Regions from separate parts of the Mus musculus genome. Here regions 2 and 3 are each linked to region 1. The links are chromatin loops, found by intact Hi-C in ENCODE. Cell type or tissue: heart. All regions are shown on one strand.

The links. A loop is a pair of places that touch in the nucleus more often than their neighbours do. Peaks named below come from ENCODE experiments on the same cell type or tissue, not always from the same donor. Only the 100,000 strongest peaks of a DNase experiment are listed, where the experiment ranks them.
Region 2: a loop joins it to region 1, with 4 times the contacts of the local background. A loop is called at or near these places in 4 of 42 quality-filtered maps.
Region 3: a loop joins it to region 1, with 2.9 times the contacts of the local background. A loop is called at or near these places in 3 of 42 quality-filtered maps.

Annotation. Positions count from the first base shown.
Region 1 is chr2:104,439,970-104,447,969 of GRCm38, forward strand. It overlaps Hipk3 (homeodomain interacting protein kinase 3), which reads right to left. Exons shown (of 16, transcript NM_010434.2): 3 at 6,543-6,666; 4 at 1,276-1,395; 5 at 237-323. Among named protein-coding and RNA genes, the nearest start is that of Mir1902, 15 kb to the left of the region's middle. In heart, CTCF peaks have their summits at 1,063 (motif pointing right) and 4,967 (motif pointing right); a DNase peak (open chromatin) is centred at 5,072; H3K27ac peaks cover 1,563 bases.
Region 2 is chr2:104,658,946-104,666,945 of GRCm38, forward strand. It overlaps Cstf3 (cleavage stimulation factor, 3' pre-RNA, subunit 3), which reads left to right. Exons shown (of 21, transcript NM_145529.3): 16 at 321-390; 17 at 1,574-1,769; 18 at 4,349-4,502; 19 at 5,124-5,218; 20 at 5,352-5,412; 21 at 5,772-6,480. The coding sequence ends at 5,974. Among named protein-coding and RNA genes, the nearest start is that of Gm6306, 47 kb to the right of the region's middle. In heart, no CTCF peak of the experiment used is centred here; no DNase peak of the experiment used is centred here.
Region 3 is chr2:104,770,220-104,778,219 of GRCm38, forward strand. It overlaps Qser1 (glutamine and serine rich 1), which reads right to left. Exons shown (of 12, transcript NM_001123327.2): 5 at 7,918-8,000; 6 at 7,100-7,233; 7 at 5,953-6,170. Among named protein-coding and RNA genes, the nearest start is that of Depdc7, 31 kb to the left of the region's middle. In heart, CTCF peaks have their summits at 3,702 (motif pointing left) and 4,756 (motif pointing left); no DNase peak of the experiment used is centred here.

The sequences.
Region 1 (8,000 bases):
TTCCTCTTGAAGACCAAAAAAAGAAAGAAAGAGAAAAAAAGAAAAAGAAAAACCTCTTTAGAAAAGGACAGCACAGGCAACAAATATAATTTAGCCTGTGAGAGTTTGAAAAAATTCAGTTAATTCTGTTTGAAACACTTAAAAAGTAAGACTTAGGAATGGGCAAGGTGTTTTCGGTCCTTGGCACTCAAAGATCATCTTCGGTACAAAGGTGTACATGTGACTTCAATACTCACATGCACTATATCGTCCAGACTGTTGAATATGTACTTTCTGGCCTCTTTAGACTTCATTCCTGTCTCTGCCTCATGCTCTTCCAGTGTCTTATTACATACAAAGAGAAAATAACATATTATTACTCACCATATCCCTATTTCTAGTCCTTCATGCCTGACACATTTAGCCTAATACCAGGTATAGTAGTTTCAAAAGAGTAACAAGCAAAAATGTATTTTATAATACAAATAAATTAATAAATATGAAGCCAGGAATAGTGTGCACTCATGTAAGCCCAGCCAGCACACAGGAGGTTGAGATAGGAGAGTCAAATCAGAGGTCAGCCTGGGCTACACAGTGAATCTCTGTTATGCTGGTTAGTTTGTCAACTTCATACATGCTAGAATCATCTTACAAGAGGAAACTTCAATTGAGAAACTATCTCTATGAGATGGTCTATAAGCAAGTCTATAAGTCTGTAAGTCTAATGACTGATGGCCCAGCTCATTGGTGTAGTACCACACCTGGGCATGCAGTCCTAGGTGGTACAAGAAAGCAAGTAGTGAAGCTGGAGAGACAGTTCAGTGGCCAAGAACACTTGCTGTTACAGAGGATAAAGTTCTGTTTCCCAGAATCTGCATGGTAGCTAACAAGCATCTCTAACTCCAGTTCCAGAATATCTGACACCTTCTTTTGGCCTCTGAGGGTACCAAGCACACATGTGGTGCACATATAAACATGCAAGCAAAACACACATAAAAGTTAAAATAATCTAAAACATTATTTGTTTTTTAAAAGTTTTTTTTTTTTAATTTAATGTACATGAGTGCACTGTCATCATGCACACCAGGAGAGGGCATCGGACCCCACTACAGATGGCTGTGAGCCACCATGTGGTTGCTGGGAACTGAACTCAGGACCTCTGGGAGAGCAGCCAGTGCTCTTAACTGCTGAGCCATCTATCTCTCCAACCCATAAATACTTTTTAAGGTATAAAAGGCATTGTCCATAAGAGGCATCTTAGAAAACTGTTTAATAAATATATTTTTAGTGAATTACCTTTAACCTCCAACCAGAATGAGACATATCTGTTTCTCTGCAAAAAAATCTTGTGGATTTTGTACCCACATTCAACAATTGCTCTCCTGGTAAACCTTGAGTCTGAGAAATGTATCGGATCTGAAAAATAATTTTAAAACAAATTTATTCTTTTGTATGACAGGCATTAATTGAACATTTTATCAGCAACTATATGATACCATCTATGCCCTCAATGAATTCATGTAAGGAAGGAATATGCAGTGTTTTAAGTCTAAAATAAATGTAGTCAGCGTTGCCTGAGAAACACTTGATGCACAGTATATGTAAATTATTAATGTAGCAATTAAGGTTCTATATAAATCAAGAGAGGAAACCAACATGTTCAAAGCCTGGAAGAACAGAGATTCACTAAAGAAGAACTAACAAGAGATAACATGACCTTTGGGGGTAGGGGAAACAATACTGGGGTTTGAACCTATGGCCTCATACATGGCAGGCAAGTGCTCTGCCACTGAGCTATTCCCAGACAATAACTTAGTAGGAGGGAAAGAGAGGGATTTGAATTGATAGCGAGTTATTTTGGGGAAGTACTGACAGTGCCTTGGTGACCTAAGTGACAAAGTGACAAGGTTACAGATGCATCCTCCCAAGGGACACCTCGAACCCCCTAGGTGCAGGGCCTCTCAACTTCATCTGGAATACCTGTCCTAGGTGTCACATGGCACTCTTCCTTTAGTTCTGGGCTCTAATATCACCTTATTCATTACGCCTTCCAAGCCAGTAAGCAAGAGTTAACTCTGTCTTTCCCAGCAACCCCCATTCCCCCAGCTAGATGTTTTCCCCATCATGCTTTTCACCATCTGGTATACTAGACTTTTCTTTTCCATCTTCTTACTCCACTATGCAACTCCCAACATCCATGACAGTGCCTGGTACACATTATTAGATAGTGGTTCTCACACTCCATGACTAGTCAGTATAAAAAGGGGCATGGGCTTTAAAGGGGGGAATGTAACTTAGGACCCAAAGGAGTCCTCCACCTTCCTTCTTTCCAGTTTAATCTTAGATTCTGCTTTACTAAGCAGTCCATCTGTTCCTTCACCTTCTGGTTCTTTTCTCTATTAACTCCTTCCTCTCAGATTCCATTATCTTCTAGCCTCAAAAATAAACATAAAAAAAACGTGCCTTTTTGCTGCTTTTAAGCAGGCCTTTCCTTGCTTTCTTTTTATGTACAGTTGGAGGTGAGTGTTGCTAGGTAGTTCATCCCCCACTAGCCTCAAGGGCAAAGGTCACCCCGCCTTAGCCCCCTGGAGGGCTGCAACTGTATGTCACCACACCTGGCTTCATTTTCTTTCACACCAGTGGCTCCTGGCCTGTTACTTAAATTGTGTTCATTCTGTCGGGCATGGTGGTACACGCCTTTGATCCCAGCATTTGGGAGGCAGTGGCAGGTAGATCTTTTTGAGTTCAAGTCTAGCCTGGTCTACAGAGTGAGCTCCAGGATAGCCAGGACTATACAGAGAAAAACAAAAGACTTCTGTTATTAAAGCCTTTATAAATAGCAAAAGCAAAACAGAAAATAAGGACTATTTTGCTAGTCACAGTCGTTTACACTCAGCACTTGGAAGGCTGAAGTAGCCTCAGATGCCTCTAGGGTGGGGTGGGAATTACACAATAAAAATCCTGAAAGATAGAATGCTACCATTTCAGGACAAAATGATGCAGTAGCATGGATGGCTCCTTCCCTGGAACCCAAATCTTAGGACAGGACAGCGGGGCTGACTGGGCACTGGAGAAACTACTGCAAACTGAGAAAAGCACTTCTCCCCAGGGGCTAGACTGACACCATCAGCGTGAGACTGGAGCCCAGAAGGTGGCCGGTACAGAAAGGGGCAACAGTGTAGAGCAGGTTTGCTTATACCCTTTAACTTTTAAATCCTTTCTCAAGGTTGCTTTGGGAGTATTGCACATTAAACATGTGTAAGCGATATACTATTAATTTTAATGGCTTCTGAATACAGACTGTCTGTGTTAGTTTAACTTTTTTGTTTGATGTTTTAAGATGTGTCTCTGAGTGGTGTGTTGCATGCATGCTTGTTTAAATGAGTGTGGGAGCCTGTATGGAATGAGGACAGTCAAGTTCATGTATGTTTCCAGATGTGTAATGAACCAAAGATAAAGTTGCTCTCCACTTATTCACTGAGTCAAGGTCTCTCAATCCAGTTTGCAGATACAACTCTTGTCCCTGTCTTCTGAATTTGGAGTATGCCTACCCAATTTCATGGAATCTGGGGATCCAAACTCTAGACCTCACATGCCCAAGAGCTGCAAGCCCACTGAGCCATCTTCCCAGCCACTTCTCTATAATCTATACACCTCATCTGAAAACAGACATGGTAAGTATGCCAGAGATCTTATGAAAGAAATGTAAAGTGTTATAATAGTAGTTTCTTGGCCAGGAACTCAGTAAGTATTAGTTAGTTTAAGGTTGAAAATAGTAATAATGTATTTTGAAGACAATACACCAAGGCCAAGGCTGTATATAATTCAATAGTAGAACACTTAATTCAATCTTGGGCATTGGGGTGAGGGAGATGACAAAGTTTTTAGTTAGACATGATGGCACACAACTATATCTTAGCACTTCTGAGATGGAACCAGGAGAATCAAGGTCATTCTCAGGTTCAGAGAGAGCGAAGCCATTCTAAGCTACCTGAGAGAGACCCTATTTCAAAGAAACAAGAAACTTGGTACCTTATTTGGAGTACCTAAGTGTACTGAGGCAACTGCTTCCTGGAAAGAGGTAGAAGTAAATTTACTGGAGACCTACTACATCCTAAGTTAGGTGAACACACTCTAAAAAGATCGATAGAATCTCTGAAAATTAAACACCAGCATTTGTAAATATAGCTCACTTTTGCTAAGTAGTCCCAGCACTCAGGAGGCTGAGGTAAGAGTATTAAAGTTTTGATGTTGTTGTTGTTGTTTTTAATAATTGAAGTTTGAGGACAGCATGAGCCACCTAGTGAATCCAGACCATTGTGTGCTAGTGTGTGAAATCCTATCTCAAAAGGGTGAAATCTTCCTAAGATTAAGAACAAAGTAAGGATGCACAGGATTTATTTGTATATGTATATTTTAAAAAATAACTTCTGCCAGGCGTGGTGGAGCACGCCTTTAATCCCAGCACTCAGGAGGCAGAGGCAGGCAGATTTCTGAGTTCAAGGCCAGCCTGGTCTACAAAGTGAGCTCCAGGACAGCCAGGGCTACACAGAGAAACCCTGTCTCGAAAAACCAAAAAAAAAAAAAAAAAAAAAAAAAACAAAAAAAAAAAACTGAATGAAAACTATAATTGGTGCCTTGTGATAATGACTTTCTTCTGGTCCTTTAGAAGAACACATATATACACATATACAGATATGTATATTTGAAAATATTATTCATCTAAACCAGGTAACACCTGTTCCAAATTTGGTTTGGTTCTTCCTTACAGCTTAGTCTTTTAAAAAAAAAAAAAAAAATTACAGGATTTAGAAAAAACAAGTTTTTTAGAAAAAACCTAACAGTTCTGTTCATTTGGGTGTGGGAAATTTCATTTTCTTTCTTTCACATAAAGAAGGGAGTAGAGTAAATCTTCTGATAAGACTAACATGAGCTGCTCAAGACACTGTCCAAACCCAGAGTGCACCAGCCAGTCAACTTAAAATTGCCACTAGATGGTGTCCTGCTCCACAGGATTACACGTGGCACAAACTAGTCCACAGCTAAAACTAAGTTCCTAGCAGCTGACTGTGCTTGGTGCTTCAGCAGCTTGGAACTGTGGGACTCTGCTTAGATGGCCATGTCCTTCAGAACTAGCAATAGTCTAACGGCTGCATCAAAGTCCAAAGTTGACTGAAAACATACCTGAAGAGAAGATGGACAGAAACTGTTACATAAACTTTTAGAGGGCTTCAGAACATAAAGCGGGAAAACAGACAAGTTAGAAACCTGACCTAAAAGAGAAGGTTCACTTGTAGAATGACACTGTAAATGATAAGATGTCGATGATATTATCTCATGTTAGTGATAATACTGAATCCCCTCAGAAATAGCTAAGTCACCCAAATTAGTGACTACTCAGATGCTTTTTCATTTGTTTTATTTTAAATTATGTGTATTTATGTGACTGTGTACTATGCATGTGTGTACAGGTGCCAGTGGAGGGCAGAAGTAGATGGTGGCTCCTCTGGCTGGAATTACAGACAGCTGTGAACCATCTGATGTAGGAGCCAGGAACAAAATTCGGTACTCTAGAAGAGCAGAACATGTCTCAACCACTGAGCCATCATTTCAGCCCCTCACATCCATTTTAATAAAGAAAAATCAACAATAAAAACCAGAACTAAGGCCAGGCACAGCAGTGTACGCCTGTAATCCCCAGCACTTGGGAGGGGGCAGAAGCAGGCAGATCTCTGTGAATTAACCCCACCTGGTCTGACAGTGAATCCCAGGGCAGTCAGGGTTATATAGAGAGACCCTGTCTCAAAAAATAAATAAATGATAAACAGGCCTGGGCAAAGTGACACATGCCCTAAGACACGGGGAAGGGTACCACATTACCACAGCCCCAAGACGGAGGGAGGGGGTGGAGGGGGGGTTACCACAAGGCTAAGTAAGACAGGGCTGCATACTGACAACCTGCCTCAAACAAACAAACATTATCCAAATATTATATTATATATAGGATGACTACTTCATAAAATTGGTTTGAAGTCTGTAGGTTGTAACTAGTTTATAAAAATGTGGTAGTTTGAATAGGCTGTCCCCTTAAGAGTTTCTGGCACTGGAATACTTGGTCTTCAGTAGGTGAATGTTTGGGGGGAATAGGAAGGTATGTGCCCTTGCTGGAGGGAATATGTCAACAGGGGTGGACCTGGAGCTTCAGCAGCCTCTTGCTGTTTTGCACAGCTCTCTCTGCTTCCTGTTTGTGGGTTGAGATCTGAGACCCCAGCTGTAGCTCCAGCACTTGCTGCCTCTGCCTCTGCCCTGCCATCATGGACTCTTTCTGGAACTCTAAGCTCAAGATAAACCCCTCCTCCTACAAGTTGCCTTGGCCGTGCTTTACCACCAGAGTGTTAGAAAAGAGCTTTGAAGTCAAGAGCTAATGTTAAGTGAATTTAAATTTCTTAAGCTTTGACATTCATGGAGATTTTCACATTTTGTGTATGGAGAATCATGCAATGCTCTAAGACTATAGATTATGCTTCCTTTCTAGCAATTCCATCACTGTTCAGTTCTGTTACCTGATCATACTCCAAGGCTCCTGGGTAGAGTGGCCATCCAAGGAATAACTCTGCGATCACGCATCCCAGTGACCACATGTCTATGGCTTCACAAAACGGCAACCCCAATATAATCTCTGGAGCTCTGGGGGTGGGGTGGGGCGCGGGGAGAGGAAAAGAAGAAAGTCAGGTTCCTTTTCACTTTAAATTACCGAATTTTATTTGACATTCTAAGAAAAGTTCTAAATGACAGAAAAATCATGTTTAGTTATGTCGCTGAGAACTTGTCAAACCCCGATCCTAACCCTCGGTCATGTAAAGGGACCGTGAGCACAGCTCCATAATGAAGTCTCTTCCCCACGAGCCTTTCCCTTAACAACATCTCTATTAATGCTTGAAAAAAACAAAACAACACACACCATGCTTTTCAAGCTACAGCAGATTAGAAATAATACATGAAAGCTGACAAAAAATTAAACATTTGTAATATCAAAAGAACTCAAACAGGCAGTGAAAGTTAAGACCAAATGAAAACAAAGTTCCTGAAGCTAATAGTCTAGACCTCCATGTGACTTCAGAACATAACAGTAATGAACAGTCACATAACTGTGTCCTTGGTCATCCTTAGAGACAAGTGCAGCATATTCAGGTTTGAAGGTAAAAGTATGGGCTAGATAAATGGCTCGGTAGTTAAGAATACTGCCTGCTCTTCCATAGTTCAATTCCCAACATCCACATGGCAGTCACAACTGTCCGTAATTCTAGTTCAAAGGTATCCTATGCCTCCTCCTGGCCTCAACAAGCACCAGGCACATACCATGTAGGCATTTACATGTAGGCAAAACACCAATACATATCAATATAAAGTTTTTTAAGTTAATTTTTTAAAAATATGGTTTAAGATAGAACAATTAAAATGCATCTTAACACTTCAGTTATTTGGAAAAATATTTCATTCTCAGATTAATTATGCTACTATGTCCTGTGGCTTTCTCATGAGGAGTCTAAAGTGGCAGGAGCCTCCATCCACCTTCTGAAGAGAACTAGCATGCTTTAACAGAGCCTCCATGTACAGCTGCATAGCAAAGGAATCACACACCGTTATCCTAGGTGTATGCACATATGTGGGTTTAACTTTCAAGGACAGAACAATGAATATTTACCCCTAAAAGACTTGAGAATAACTGGTCATATTGCCATATTCTCTTTTTCCCTACACAGATATTTTCCTCTGCAGACACAAAGTATTCACAAACATTAGGAACTGAGCACTGAACATTTCTACCATGTATGCCTCAGAACCTATTGCACATTGGCGGATTGTATTAACAATGCTGGGTGAATCAAATAGCTCCACAGGTAAACAGGTCACCAAGCAGGCAAACTGACTTCAGTCCCTGAACTCCACGTGGGAAGAAAAGGGAAGGAACTCCAGGGAGTACCCTCTGACCTCCACACATGCTCTGTGGCACAAGTGCA
Region 2 (8,000 bases), 220 kb after region 1:
GGTCTATGTATCTCTGGCTAGCCTGAACTCAGGATGTAGACCAGGTTGGCCTAGGACTCATGGAGATCTGTCTCTGCTTTCTGAATTGTGAGATTAAATAAAGACTTCCTCCCCTAGTCTGACAAGCTCAGTAATTTTGAACCTCCCAATTTCCTTGTCTGTAAAAATCATTTGTGACAAATTATTTTTCTGCATTAGATTTTTGTAAGGATTAACTGAGGTAAAGTTTAGGGTTCTGTTCTGCTTTGCTCTTACAAAATATTATTATTAAACTGTAAAGCTTTCTTTGATTTAACATTTAAACTTTTTTAACTACCCAGAGGACAATAATACTCGAGTTTTGTTTGAAAGAGTTCTAACGTCTGGAAGCCTTCCTCCTGAGAAGTCTGGGTAAGCCATGGGGACACTGGCGTGTGGTGCATGGACACTGGCGTGTGGTGCGTGGACGCTGGCTATGGGGCTGTGCTTGAGGGTGAAGTTCAGGAGACATTTCTTTTCGCATTTTACCTACCTGCAGTATTTTCATAGTTGCTTAAGCTTACATTTTTATTTTATATATGATAAGAATTATTTTGAGATACCCTTTTAATTAAATATTTTGCTATATCTTTCTACTTTAATATTTCTAGAACTTAATATACTAGCATTCTGAAATTTATCTCACTAGTGGAATGCGGAGACTTTTATACTGAGAGCTGGTTTCCATGTTACACGCCCAGCGCGTGGCTTTGACTGTGAGAGAGTGACAGGGTACAGTGGCACTGCCAGCATATTCAGGCTTTGCTTCTCTTCAGCTCCAAGCTCGACCACCTAGATAGGTGGACAGTCTACTTAGGCCTCACTTTCTCACTGATTCACAGACATGTCTACCAGAGTTGGGGTTCTGCAGTTTCCTCTTCCTGGGACTTCATTGGTACTCACGATCTTACTTTAGGTGCCTGTGGCATTTAAGTAATCTGAGAACATTAAAACGGTGATTTGTACAGCCACGCAGTGGTGGCACAGGCCTTTAATCCCAATAATCTAGAGGCAGAGGCAGGCAGATCTCTGAGTTCAAGACCAGCCTGGTCTACAGAGTGAGTTAAGTCCGGACAGAGAAATCCTGTCTCAGAAAAAAGCAAACCAAACAAAGCAAACAAGACAGTGATATGTGCAGTTTGGCCTCAGTGAGTCAATATTATATAGTAGATGTTGGAATATATTTTTATTCATATGTTAAATGAAGAATATCTTTTAAAACATAATTCATTCCACTAAGCAATGTGATGAAGCCACACTATAGAGGAAAAATTATAGAAGTCTGTTGAGATTCCTTTTCCACAAAGTTTATCCTCTCTCTGATGCCTCTTATGTACCTCAAGTAGGAAGATAATGTGTGTGTGTGTGTGTGTGTGTGTGTGTGTCCAACTCAGGAAAGAACTTGAATGTCCAAATGGGTAAAATGTTGTGGTTGTACTTGACTTTCAATATTTAGGAAAAATAAAATTAAACAAATAGGGGGAAATACTAACAATTGTTAAACCTAAAACAAAAAATCTATGACTAAGAATTGGTTATATTTACTTTCTTACAGAGAAATCTGGGCTCGATTTCTAGCTTTTGAAAGTAATATTGGTGATTTAGCTAGTATACTCAAAGTGGAAAAAAGACGGTTTACAGCATTCAGAGAAGAGTATGAAGGCAAGGAAACAGCTTTACTGGTGGACAGATACAAGTTTATGGATTTATACCCTTGTTCTGCAAGTGAACTCAAAGCACTGGGCTATAAGGTATGTACTCAGCACCAAGGTAGCTGTGGGGTCTCCACTTCCCCTATGTTTTTAAGAGTTCAAAGACAATTTTCATTCTAAGGTCAATTCTTTCTTCTGTTACTAAGACAAAAAATTCATTGATTTTGTTGTTGTTGTTCAAAAGTAACAAGAAAATGAAAATTAAACATTTGAGAGAGAATAAATGTTTTCATTATGTACCTGGAATTGTCGGTGCCTTGTGTCTGACAGATGATGGAAAAAAGTCTTAATGTAATTATTTTAAAGTAATTCTTATCAACTGATGAATATTTTTGATAGAGCTTCAACTAAACATATTACTGTTGTGTAGTTTGTCAAGATATCAAAAAGGGACATAGCCAGGCATGGTGGTGCACACATACTTATAAACCTTGGATTTACAACCAGGAAGGCAGGAGGTTTGCAAAGCCAGTCTAGGCTATACAAAGCAAAACCCATGTTTTTGCGTGATCTGCTGCTTTCTATAGCAGCCCATAGGGGAACTGGCTTCTCTAAGAGTGCTGCTCTATGTAGATGCCTGACTCATAAACAAACTGGTGGGCACACGCCTTTAATCCCAGCACTAGGGAGGCAGAGGCAGGTGGATCTCTAATTTTCAAGGCCAGCCTGGTCTACAGAGTGAGTTCCAGGACAGCCAGGGTCACACAGAGAAACCCTGTCTCAAAAACAAAAAAAAAGAAACTAACTTAGTCCCTGAACCTTAGTGTTCTTAAGGCCTCAGAAATAGCCCTTGTACCAAAATCATCGGCCCGTGGTTTCTTGGCTTTTCTGTGCCACTGTCATGAACAAAGGCCAAGATGGAACCCAAGACCATTCTTGGGTTGGCCCCTTTAAATCAGCTGGCAAGAGGATCCTTAGCCATCACTCTTTTCCTCGCTGCCTTCTTTTGGTCCTAGTCTCATTCTCTCTCTGAACCAGACAAGAAAACTTTGAAAAGAATTATACATAATTAGATTTGGACCTTTCCTTTGATGGATGTTCCCGGTCTGTGCCAGCCCCATAATCCTGTTCTGAAGGGATTCCTTATAACACATATTCTACTGTTCAAAAATGAACAGTTTTTACCTCTACTGGCTTTTTTTTTTTTTCAGTGCAAAACTAGACATATTAAGAATTATTAGAAAAGACCTTCTTTTTTCCTATGATAAAAATGGTTTTAAATAGTTTAATGAAAATAAAGAGAGACAGCAAGATGGTTTAATAGGTCAAGGAACTTGCCACCAAGCCTGGTGACTTGAGTTCAACCCCTGGAACCCACATGATGGAAAGAGAGAGTCAACTCCACCAACTTAGACTCTTGACAAGCACATGTGCACACACACAAATATAATTTTACAAAGACTGGAAGACAGATCATGGCCAGGCTTGATGGTACACCCCTTTATCCCAGCATTCCTGAGACACAGGCATGTGTGTCTCTTACTTTCTCTAAGTTCAAGGCCAGCCTGCCAGAGCTAAATAAATAGTGTGCCCTATCTTGGAAAAAGGGTGGGGGTTGACTATTTCTAACTAGAGCTACTTTTTAAATGAGTTTTCCAGCCTGTATTTCCATTTCTACTTTGTATTTAGGGAGAACTAGAGTGCACTGCTATGTGGTAGTTGGTGGTAATAAGTTGTACACTAACCACAGCGAGCGGTTTCACTGTACTACATGATAGCAGTGTCACCAACTGTGTGCCAGCAGATTTGGAGGACTGAAATGGACAGGACCTGTTAAAGGTGACTGTGACATAACTTGGAGAGGGCCCTGCTGGTTTGAAAGGAGAAGGTGGACACCCAATGCTCTCTCTACTTCCTATTAGCTGTGAGATCTTCTTTTAAGCTCCAGTCCATGCTAGGAATGTTACTGATTTCCTCAAAGAGTGAATACAATCTGGCTAAGAATATATGTTCAAGATATGTTTCTTTTCTCCTGTACATTGGAAGGATGTTCACTGCATTAGCGAACTGCTGTGAGCCAGTGCAGTGCTAGTGATCCCCATCTTGGCTTTCATGAAGCAAGAATCTCACTTAACCCAGGCTTTTCGCTTTTACTGAGATGTTAATCCAGTGGAAGGAAAGTATCAAAAAGCAAAGCTTTATCTTAGCTGGGCATGGTGAGAGGTGCCTTTAATCCCAGCAGTGGGAAGACAGAGGCGGCTGGTCTCTGTAAGTTTGAGGCCAGCTGAGTTCCAGAACAGCTAGGGCTACAAAATGAGACCCTGTCTCGAACAAACAAGTCTAAACCTTTTCCTTCACATCACCCCACTCTCTTCTTGGTGCCATTCTTACAACTCTTTTCACAAAGTCTTGTATCTATCTTGCAATGATCCTGCCTGGAGACAGTCTAGTGATTCTTAGCTGGGGTTGAGGTAAATTTTTAAAATGCAACCTTCAAAGTGAATGGCTTCCCTTGTTGTGTTGAACAATCTTTATCATCATGAGATTTCCTTTCTCCTTCTCCATCCTTCCTGTGCTTATAACCCAATTATTCCTACTGTATCCTCAAGATTGTGGAACTGCACAATGCTCTGTAAGACCCTTTTCAGGTTTAGGATTCTTCTGTTCTGCATTTTCAGGATGTCTCCCGTGCTAAGCTAGCTGCTATAATTCCAGACCCAGTTGTAGCTCCTTCCATAGTGCCTGTTCTGAAAGATGAAGTGGATAGAAAACCTGAGTACCCTAAGCCAGACACTCAGCAGATGATTCCATTTCAGCCACGACATTTAGCACGTAAGATCCAGAACTCAGACGTTCGTTTGATTTCAATCCAAGGTGTGGGAGGGAAGTAACCTGGCCTTTTCCACTGTAAGTTAACTATTAGACTTGGGGTCACAGTGAGTTGACAGTAATCTTTGAACTGCAAACACTAAGAATGTTTAAAAAACCAATCAACCCAAGCCTCTGAACACTGCAGACCTCAGTTGCCCATTTCACACATGCTGCAGTGTGCAGAGTACTCGACCAACTGGAAACTCACTGCAGTTGTGAGTGGTTAGTAGCCCCTCTAGGTCCTCTTTGAACAAGACCCTTTTGATTAAATGTGCTTTTGAACAAGTGACTTCAAACAGGATTACTAAACACTGTAACTCAAAAGTAGTAAACAAAAATGTCTTTTAGAGCAGACCTGGCTGGCTTTACATGAAGTCACTTGTCTGATTCCCAGTGACCTAAGACTGACACTGAATTTCCTGTCCGGCCTATTTCATTTGGTCACTTGGTTAAAGCACTACAGCCCTTTGTATGTGTTCAGAAGGGAGCGGCAGGGACATAGAAAGTTGTGTGCAGGTCACTTGACTTCAGCTTTCTCACATAGAAACTGTGCCCATGTTTCATGCCTGCTTTCTCCCTCAGCTCCAGGCTTGCACCCTGTCCCCGGTGGAGTGTTTCCAGTGCCTCCTGCCGCTGTTGTTTTGATGAAACTGCTCCCACCTCCTATCTGCTTCCAGGTTTGTTCATTGTACACACTGGTTCTCTGGGTCGCAGTAATTATATGGGTTTTTGTTGTTGTTTTTGTATAGTGGGAGGTACAACAGTGAACTTGTCAGGTAACTGAGCTGAAATGTACTCGTGTCATGATAGGGTCCTTTTGTACAAGTGGATGAGCTGATGGAAATTTTCCGAAGATGCAAGATACCAAACAGTAAGTAACAGAAGCTCATTTTCACTGCGGAATCTACATTGTTTCCCAGAGAGAAAGGATTGTTCTCTTCAGCAAAGTCTCTAAAGCCAAGTATCCAGTCTACAGAGGTGCAGGAACAGCCTGGAGTAAGCTGGGCCTTCTGCAGTGTGGGCATATACTCTGGTAACACACAATCAGAATCCTGGCACGTGTGGTGGTGCACTGTCTAATCTGTCTTAGCATTTTCTCGGTTTTAATGGCAGCTGTAACTTAGTAGCAGCAACACCATTCCATGCTTGCTGACAGGCTATGGAATGGGCAGAGCACTCTTCTATAGTAGCATCGTCGTAAGCGATGTTCTTTTTGCTCCATCCCAACAGCTGTTGAGGAAGCCGTGAGGATCATCACTGGTGGGGCCCCAGAGCTGGCTGTGGAAGGCAACGGCCCAGTGGAAAGTAGTGCTGTACTGACTAAGGCTGTCAAAAGGCCCAACGAGGATTCAGACGAAGATGAAGAAAAGGGGGCTGTAGTCCCCCCTGTTCATGACATTTACAGAGCACGGCAGCAGAAGCGAATACGATGAGTCGGCTTAAACCTACCTGCCTCTGAGAGAAAAACTCTTACCCAGGACTCCTGTTTTGCCTCTTAAGTCATATGTTTTAAAGAGACAACACTTTGTTACAAGGTTTTGGAAACAAAGTTGTATTGTCATTGGTGCCTCTGTCATATGGTTCTTGAGAAAAAACCCAAGCCTGTGTGGATTTTGAATTTGGAGCAGACCTATCCTCTAAGCAAGATTAGGTTTTAAATAACAGTACAAAATGACAACGCCACATCTTGTTCCTTTTCAAGGGTGTCTTGTATGTGCCACTTGAAGATTTGTAAGTTTTCCACAGTTTTATTTTAAAAACTGGATGGCTTATGATTGTAAAACATTTTCACATTTTCTGAAAAACGTTTGTTCTCAGTTTGCTTACGTAGTCCTGCCTTACTGTTTGTTTTTATTTATGGCAGAATGTATGGCGACTGTTTTGTAGTTATAAATTTTTAAAAGGGTCCTTTGAAAGGAATAAAAGGACCTCAAAAACATGCCTCCTCCTGTTTCTTTGTATGTTTGTGTACATGGGGAGCGGGCGTCCAAACGTAAACACACAGAAGCCAACAGAGGATGTCAGGTGTCTCCCTCTATAACTCTCATTCCCTTGAAGCTGTTTCTCACTAGACGTTTTTTGATTGGCCAGAGAATTCCTAGGGTCTGCCTGTTTGCCCCTAATGCCGAGGTTGCAGGCAAGCAAAGTCAGGCCTAACTTTTTATGTAACTGCTGGGATTCAGTCTCAGCTCCTCAGGCCCTCTTATTCATTGGGTATGTCTCTGACATCTCTTCTTCAGATTGTATGATCATTGCTACAGACATTATATTACTCATCTACTACCATTTCAGTACATGTTAACAACATGAGGAGTCCTAGTCTGTGTACACTCTGTTATATGCACTTTCCTGTTTTGCTTTGGGAGTGTTTGTTTTTTGTTTTTTTGTTTGTTTGTTTGTTTGTTTGTTTTTGTTTTTGGTAACTTAAGGAAGCATATTTTTGGGCTGGCGAGATGGCTCAGTGGTTAAGAGCACCGACTGCTCTTCTGAAGGTCCTGAGTTCAAATCCCAGCAACCACATGGTGGCTCACAACCATCCATAATGAGATCTGATGCCCTCTTCTGGAATATCTGAAGACAGCTACAGTGTACTTATATATAATTAATAAATAAATAAATCTTTAAAAAAAGGAAGCATATGTTTTAGATTTATTTATTTTATGTATGTGAGCACACTGTTGCTATCTTCAGACACACCAGAAGAGGGCATCAGGTTCTACTACAGATGGTTATGAGCCACCATGTGGTTGCTGGGAACTGAACTCAGAACCTCTGAAAGCAGCCAGTGCTCTTAACTGCTAAGCCCATAAGAAACATTTTTAAGAGGCAAATTAGGAACTGAGGCTAAAGTAAAGTAGGTTGAGGGCTTCCCTAAATCACTTGTCTGTAATCCTAGAATTTGGGAGGTGAAGGCAGGAGGGCCAAGAGTTAAAGATCATCCTTTATTCCATCATAGTTATCCTGGGATGAAGGGCACTGGGGTGGAGAGCGCACAGACCTGCAGGAGCAGTCTGGGCTACACAGAGACAACCTTCCTCAAAAAACAGAACAAGAGTAAAGGGGAACAAATTACGCATATTATGATATATACACATTATAAAACTGTGAGTGCCATTTTCTCAATCTGAAGGAGATTGAGATATTTTTTTCTTTAAATTTTTTTATTCTTATGTATGCATGCCACATATGTGGGGGTCCCCCACATAAGAGGGTGTTGGGTCCCTTGGAACTGGCATCACAGGTGGTCATGACTTGCTGGATATGGGTGGTGGGCACTGAAATTGGCCCTGTGAAAAGCAGAAGTGCTCTTAGCCACCAAGCTCTCTCCAGCCCCCTCCAAGTTTTTTTTTTTTTTTTTTTTTTTTTTAGCGATTCATTTTTATTTATGTGTGTCCATGTGTATGCTGTATGTATGTAGTGCCCACGAACACAAGAAAAGGTTGTCATATCCCCTGGACT
Region 3 (8,000 bases), 330 kb after region 1:
CTGACAATTTTAATATTGTTTTTCATATCAGTAGCCTAAAAATTAGACTGAAGACACAGTTTCTTCTAATTTAATTCTGATTCTTTGTTTACAGACAACCCAGGCAGGGTGTGGGAGATGGCTCAGTCAGTAAAGTGTTGGCCATGAAGCATGAAGATCTGAATTCAGATCTCCAGTTACCCATACTTTGTTTGTTTGTTTTTCAGACATGGTTTCTCTATGTAACAGCCCTGGCTGTCCTGGAACTCGATTTGTAGATCAGGATGGTCTTGAACTCACAGATATCCACCTGCCTCTGCCTCCCAAGGGCTGGGATTAAATGCATGTGCCACCATGCCTGGCATGGCACACACTTGTAGTCCTAGCACTGGGAAGGTCGAGACAGGAGGATCCTTGGAGACTTGCTGGCCAGCCATTCTTGCTCAGTCATTAGGCTCCAGGTTCAAATGGAAGAGCCTGTCTCAGAAAAGAAAAAGGTGATGAGGAATGAAGGAAGGCACTGGACAGCAACCTCTGGCTTACACACACTCTCGGGCGCCAACACACACATATGCAAGCATACCTAAGCACAGACATAGACAAAGACATTCTAAATGAGTCGGATTGTGGTGATGCACACTGTAATGCCTGCAGTAGTAGGTAAGACTGGGAGGTCAAGAGTTAAAGGTTATCAACAGCAACACACAAGTAGGCTAGCCTGGTATGCATAACACATTCATAGAAGAGCTTGTTTTGTTCTGTTGATGCAGGGTTTTGCACTTAGCAAGTCTTCAAAAGCATTAACCTCCCAAGTGCTGAGATTATAAGTATTGGACTCACTTTATAGACCAGGCTAACCTTGAACTCAGAGATCCTCATGCCTCTGCCTCCCAAGTGCTGGGATTAAAGGGGTGAGTCACCACATCCAACTCTATTTCTACACTTAAAATTATTACAGGGGGCTGGTGAGATGGCTCAGTGGGTAAGAGCACCCGACTGTTCTTCCGAAGGTCCAGAGTTCAAATCCCAGCAACCACATGGTGGCTCACAGCCATCTGTAACGAGATCTGACTCCCTCTTCTGGAGTGTCTGAAGACAGCTACAGTGTACTTACATATAATAAATAAATAAATCTTAAAAAAAATTATTACAGATTTCGAGTGACATGTATTAATTTTTAAATGCAAACATAGCCTACACATATTAAATTCTATCTAAGAATGCAGGATTAAATGAGATTGGTGGTACATGACTGTAATCCCAGTACTCAGGAGACCTATTAGAGTTCAATAAAGGCCAGGTCTGGAGAGATAGCTCAGCAGTTAAGGGCACTGGATGTTATTCCAGAAAACTTGGCTGGAACTGGAATTCTAAGAAGAAAACTGATGTTCTTTTCTGGCCTCTGTGGGTAGAAGGCCCAAATGGGGTATATATACATAAATACAAGCAAAACAGTCATACCTAGAAAATGAAATAAGTCTTAAAACGAGACCAAAATTGGGAACTAGAGAGACAGCTCAGTGATACATACACGGAGAACGTACACTGCTCCTGGGGAGGATGCAATTTGATTCACAGCATCCAAGGTGAGCAGACCATAGCTGCCTGTAACTCCAGTTCCAAGGGATTCAATGTACCCATTTGACCTCTGCAAACACTGCACTCAAATGCACAAATACACATTCTGACACAGACAAACATGGACAAAACAGACAGACAGACAGACAGATAGACAGACACACACACACAGAGCACATAATTAACAATTTAAAAAAATGTCTGTTGGTTCTAAGTAGTGAGGACCCTGCCTCTAAAATGAAAACCAGGCTGGGCATGGTGGCTTGCACCCTAGCACTAGCAAAGGCAGGTGGCTCTGAACTATACAGTGAATAGTAAGTACACAGTGAGAGCCACTGCTACACAGCAAGATTTTGTCTCAAAAACAAACAAAAACAAAACCTAAAACCTGACAGTATGCTGGGCGATGGTGGTACACACCTTTAATCCCAGCACTTAGGAGGCAGAGGCAGGCGGATTTCTCAGTTTGAGGCCAGCCTGGTCTACAAAGTGAGTTCCAGGATAGCCAGGGCTACACAGAGAAACCATGTCTCGAAAAACCAAAAACCAAAACAAAACAAAAAACCTGACAGTATTTATCAATGATAAGATGTAGCTGATTCCATGTATAATTTAGAATTCTAGAAAACTTGTACCCACTATTGTAAGCTGAACACAATATTTAAAGGCTCACTGATGATATCAGTAGTAGCATTACGGAATTATTTGTCTGTATTGATGACTGAACACATGGTCCCATGCACGACAGACAAATCTCCTACTACTAAGCCACACCCCAACTCTAAATGTTATTTTTTAAATATTCTAAGATAAAACAGGACCAAAGAAGAGTCTTAAGAAGAAAATAATAATTATATATAAAACTCTTAAAATTTTAAGCATTGATGTCCTTGGATTTGATTTTAACCACAACAAAAGCACAAAAAACAGAATCAGTAAGTTGGGCTCCATCAGAATGTAAAACATTTAGAAAGACACCATATAGTATTAATAGTAATACTATATTAATATTTTCAAATCATGCATATAATAAAGTTTAAAGCCCGGAATACAGCCAGTTGAAATGAGGCACACAATCATCTCAGTCCTGAGCAGGCAGAGGCAGGGGAGTCAGGAATTCAAAGCCATCTTGAGCTGTACAGAATTGAAAGCTAATTTGGGCTACAGAGACTCTGTCTCATAAAACAAATTCAACCCAGAGACAAAAATCAAGAAATCCTAAATTTAATCCCAAAAGGACAAGGAACCACTAATAAGCTAGTACTGCAGCCCAGCAGTGGTGGCGCATGCCTTTAATGCCAGCACGTGGGAGGCAGAGGTAGGATCTCTGAGTTCAAGACCAGCCTAGTCTACAGATGAGCTCTAGGAGAGCCAGGACTACACAGAGAAACCCTGTCTAGAAACTGCACCCCAAAGCAAGTAAGGACTAAAGAGACATTCCTGCAAAGAAGATATATAACTGTCCAGTAAGCATTCACAGTTAGTCAGGTAAATGCAAGTCACAAACACAATCAAGTCCAGCAAAAAAGCAACACCAGTAAAAGCACTGGGTGCAAGCCTGATACCTGAGTTCAATACCCAGGACACACACTGTGGAAGGAGAGCCGACTTCCCCAATTTGTCCTTTAACCTCCATGTACACAGTATCGCATGTGCTGTTAACACAAATGAACTGTGAAAACATGCTAAGTCAAAAACCCCAAAACACAAGAACACAATACACTGTTCCATGTGTATAAGAAAATTCAGGCCCAAAAAAGGGCTGGGCTCATGCCTTTAATCCCAGCACTTAGGTGGCAGAGGCAGGTGGGATTCCAGGAGAGCCAGGGCTACAAAGAGAAACCCTGTCTCAAAAACAAACAAACAAACAAAATAAAACAAAACAAAAAACCAAAAGGGGGGTGGGGTGGGGCTAGAGGGTCAGTTTTCTTTGCTTGGGAGTATGATTGTTTAAGTTCAATTGCACCAACATACATCATGCATACACTCTCACAATAATAAACAAACAACACAATGAATTAAAAAAAAAAAAAGGTTAGGGGATGGAGAGATGGCTCAGCAGCTACAAGCACTGACTGCTCTTTCAGAGGTCTTAAGTTCAATTCCCAGCAACCACATGTAATGGGATTTGATGCCCTCTTCTGGTGTATTAGAAGACAGCTACAGTGTACTCATTACATAAAATATTTCATTAAAAAAAAGGAAAAAAAGGTTAGGTTACCAGCATAGAGCAGAGGAAAGGGCTAGACACGGCACAGAGGCTAAAGTACTTGCTGTTCTTGTAGAGAACCCAGGCTTGGGTCTCAGCATCTACAGGGTCATTTACAACCATATGTAAGTCAGTTCCAGAAGATCTTATGCGCCTTCTGACCCCTGAAGGTGCCAGGCACACACATGGCATGCATACAGGCAAAATACTCATATACATAAATAGCTAAAAGTATAACTGTCAGGTTTATGTATCAAGAAATATTGGTAATTATCTGAAAAGACAGTTAACATTGTCTTCCCAACATGCTCTCTTCATATTCTTTAACCAAACTAATACACAGTAACTAATGGAATGTAGACAAATATAAAAATAGAACCAATTGTGTTAATAATAATCAATCACTTACAAATATTTTAAACATTTTAATTTAATTGCTACTTTGTAAATCTAAATAGATTGAGCCTATTTGGAATCCTCAAAGCAGTTCAAGACTATAAGAATATTCTGAAGGAAAAAAAAGAGAATATTCTGAAAGAGTTTAAAAATTACCACCATATAGGCCAGGTGTGGTGCCAGATACCTGTAATCCCAAGCACTTGTGAGGCAGAAAGAAGCAAGTGGGTCTCTGAGTTCAAGGCCAGCCTGGTCTACAGTTCGAGTTCCACACAGAGAAAGTCTCCAAAAACCAATGAATGAACGAATGAATGAATACATAACTAAATGCATGCATACACACAAACACCATAAGCCTGGAGACAGTTTAGTGGGTAAAGATACATCCTGTGTCAAGCCTGATGACTGAACTGATTCTCCTAATAGTCTCCTCTGACCTTCACATATGCCATGCCACATGTACACTTACATATGCATGCACACATGCAAGCATACACACAAACCCAACATGTGAAAATAAAATAAAATCACCAGCATTCAAACCCATGTTATAGGTAATTCTCTTAAAGGTCTGAACACACTGCTTAACTAGTGACACCTAGTGGTCTGCCATGTTATTTATGCAAGGAAAATGTTCCTTTTTACCTGAGGGTATAATTACAAGATGCAGAGGCAGGAGGATCTGTGTTCCAGGACAGCCTGGTCTACAATTTAAGCTCCATGACAGCCAGGACTCCTTAGGGAGACGGTCACCAAGCAAAACAGAACACTTTCCATTCTCCTCTTTCATTTCTGTTTCCACTACTTAGGTTTCGATACCATTTTTGCCTGAAACTGGTCTAATAATTAAATTTAAAATTTCGTCATGTTGCTTTTACTTGAGTTCCTCCAAAAACTCTCCTTTGTTTATAAAGACCCCAGGTTTTCAGCTTTAGCTTGTGTACTGGCTAGTTTTGTGTCAACTTGACACAGCTGGAGTTATCACAGAGAAAGGAGCTTCAGTTGAGGAAATGCCTCCATGAGATCCAACTGTAAGGCATTTTCTCAATTAGTGATCAAGGGGGAAAGGCCCCTTGTGGGTGGGACCATCTCAGGGCTGGTAGTCTTGGTTCTATAAGAAAGCAGGCTGAGCAAGCCAGGTGAGGCAAGCCAGTAAAGAACATCCCTCCATGGCCTCTGCATCAGCTCCTGCTTTCTGACCTGCTTGAGTTCCAGTCCTGACTTCCTTGGTGATGAACAGCAGTATGGAAGTGTAAGCCGAATAAACCCTTTCCTCCCCAACTTGCTTCTTGGTCATGATGTTTGTGCAGGAATAGAAACCCTGACTAAGACAGCTTGGCTTCAACAGCCTTCCATTTTCCCTTCATCCTCCTTTGTCTTTACTGTTATGAAATTATGAATGAGAGTCAGTAAAATTTCCTCAAGAGTCATATGGTGGATAGTTTAGCATTTTTCTGGTCACATGGTCTCTATACCACAACTCAAAACTGCAACTAAATGAAATCATGTATTTCCAAACAGTAGCTGTGGAGCTGTATTCCAATAAATTATCCACAAAAGTTGGGTAGCAAACAGCGATGTCTGTAAGCAAGTCTGCCAATCTCTGTCCTCTACATGTGTAGGCTAGATGTGTTCTGTTGGGTGTGGTTTATACAAAGCATAGTGAACTTTGTACAGTAGCATCACTCTGGTACTAAGCAAACCCGATCTGAACTGCCACCACCACCATCCCCCTTCACTCCTGCACACCACCTGTAAGCATCAAAACACTAATTTCTTGGGGAACTCACCCTCATCCTCACTACTGCTAGAACGGACCTCAGGAGATGATTCAGATTGTGATGATGAAAATTCTTCCTTCCATTTCTTCCTTTTCTTTGGTGGTGGCTCAGCCTTTATTTTGAGCTGTTTAGCTTTGGGTTTTGTAGACGGGGTTTTTGTAGTTGTAGTTTTTGATACTGGTGGGTCAGAAGTTTTACTGATACTACTTGGCTTAGATGGAATATTTCTGCAATGTTAAAACAAATTTTATTAAAATCATTAAATCTTTTAAGATTAAAAAAGAGAAAGGACTTTTATGATTTATAAGAAAATAATAAACTTGCTCAGACCAACACTTCCAAAATAAAGTCCATGTGCTATATACAACTCAAATGACTCCCACAGCATTGTCATGAAATAGATTGAGACTGGAACTCTATGTTCAATTATTAAGGGGATATTACCTCAATCTTTATCTCTACCAAACTCCGTATGGATTCATTTTCCAGAGAATATGAGATGTGGAAAGCCAAATCTAGCTCTGATGCTGTGGTGGCCACGAAGTTCTGATGTACAAATGCATCAGGCTGAGACCTCTTAAGATTTGTCCCATGCTAAATCTCAAAATGGGCGGTGATCTTAATTAAACTAGGCCCACTGATGACAGCAGATTGATTAGAGTATCTAGGGTCATCCGCACATTCGAATACCTATCACACAGTTAGTCAGACTAGTTACCTTCTAGATTCATGCTGCAGACAACCCAGGCACATTGATCTAGGATAGGAATTCACTGTGTGCTGACCTGATAATGCACTTGTCTGTGTGTCCCCTAACCCCCAATTATCTTGCTGTAACCTTGACATTCATTTATTTCTTTCACCCTATTGATGGCAAAGAGGGCTTCTGAGAAGTTCTGTCACAAAGAGCTAGATTCAATAAAATTTGCTCCTTCTGTTTTTTTTCCATTTTACTACAGTGACACCAAAAAGACCCAAGCAAAGAAGGAACCTATTCTACCAGAGAGCCACTAGCTTTACAATGTCTACCCCATTCTCTGAAAAGGATTCACCTACTGCAAAAGGTATTGCAGCATTCAGTCCTAACTGACAAGATAGATCCTTTAAACAATAATAATAACCAAATAAGCCAATAAATACATAAGAAAACAAATACCTGATAGTTTGTGAAGGCTTATTTCTTGGCTTTTTGGAACACACTCTGACATATTCCTTTTTGTTTGCATTTTCAATGAACTTCACATATATCCTTTTGTATTTAGTTTTTGCATCTCCAAAATACCCAAGGTACTAAAGAAAAAAAGTATTTTAATTATACAATTATATAGTCTACACATAAATATTATGCTGTTAAGTTCACAGCCACCCATCCTTTGTAGTTTCCAAAATATATCCATAACCAGACCAGACCAATTTTATCCTGATTTTAAGAATGGGCAGGGAGAAAGCAGGAGAGAGAGAGAGAGAGAGAGAGAGAGAGAGAGAGAGAGAGAGAGAGAGAGAGAGAGAGAGAGAGAGAGAGAGAGAGAGAGAGAGAGAGAGAGAGAGAGAGAGAGAGAACGCTCAAGGGAGTAAGCACACATGAGCACGTATGAGTGAGAGCTGGTACCTGAGGAGTTGGAGTTAGAGGAAGTTGTGAGCTTCCTACCATGAACTCAGGTCCAGGTCAAGAGTAGTATGCGCTATTAACTCCAGAGCTATCTTCTCAGCTGTTACTTCACTGTGCACATGTGTCTGTGTGAATGCGTGCATGAGTGCAGGTGTCCTCAGTAATTAGAAGAGAGCATAGGATCCCTAGAGCTGGAGCTATCATTCCACCTGCTTTGTAGGTCTTAGGAATGGATTCCAGGTTCTCTGCAGGAGCAGCCTGTGCTGTTATCAATCAAAAATGTTGATGCATCTGACATCTGACCCCACCTCTGTTCATCCAAGGGTCAGCTTAGAAAAGCGGATAGAATCAAGCATTTCACTTACACTATTTGTAGCTGCAAATTCTCTTTGCCCATCTCGAATTTCAGGAACAAATTTCTGTAACAAAGCTTTCTGTACTTTCCAAA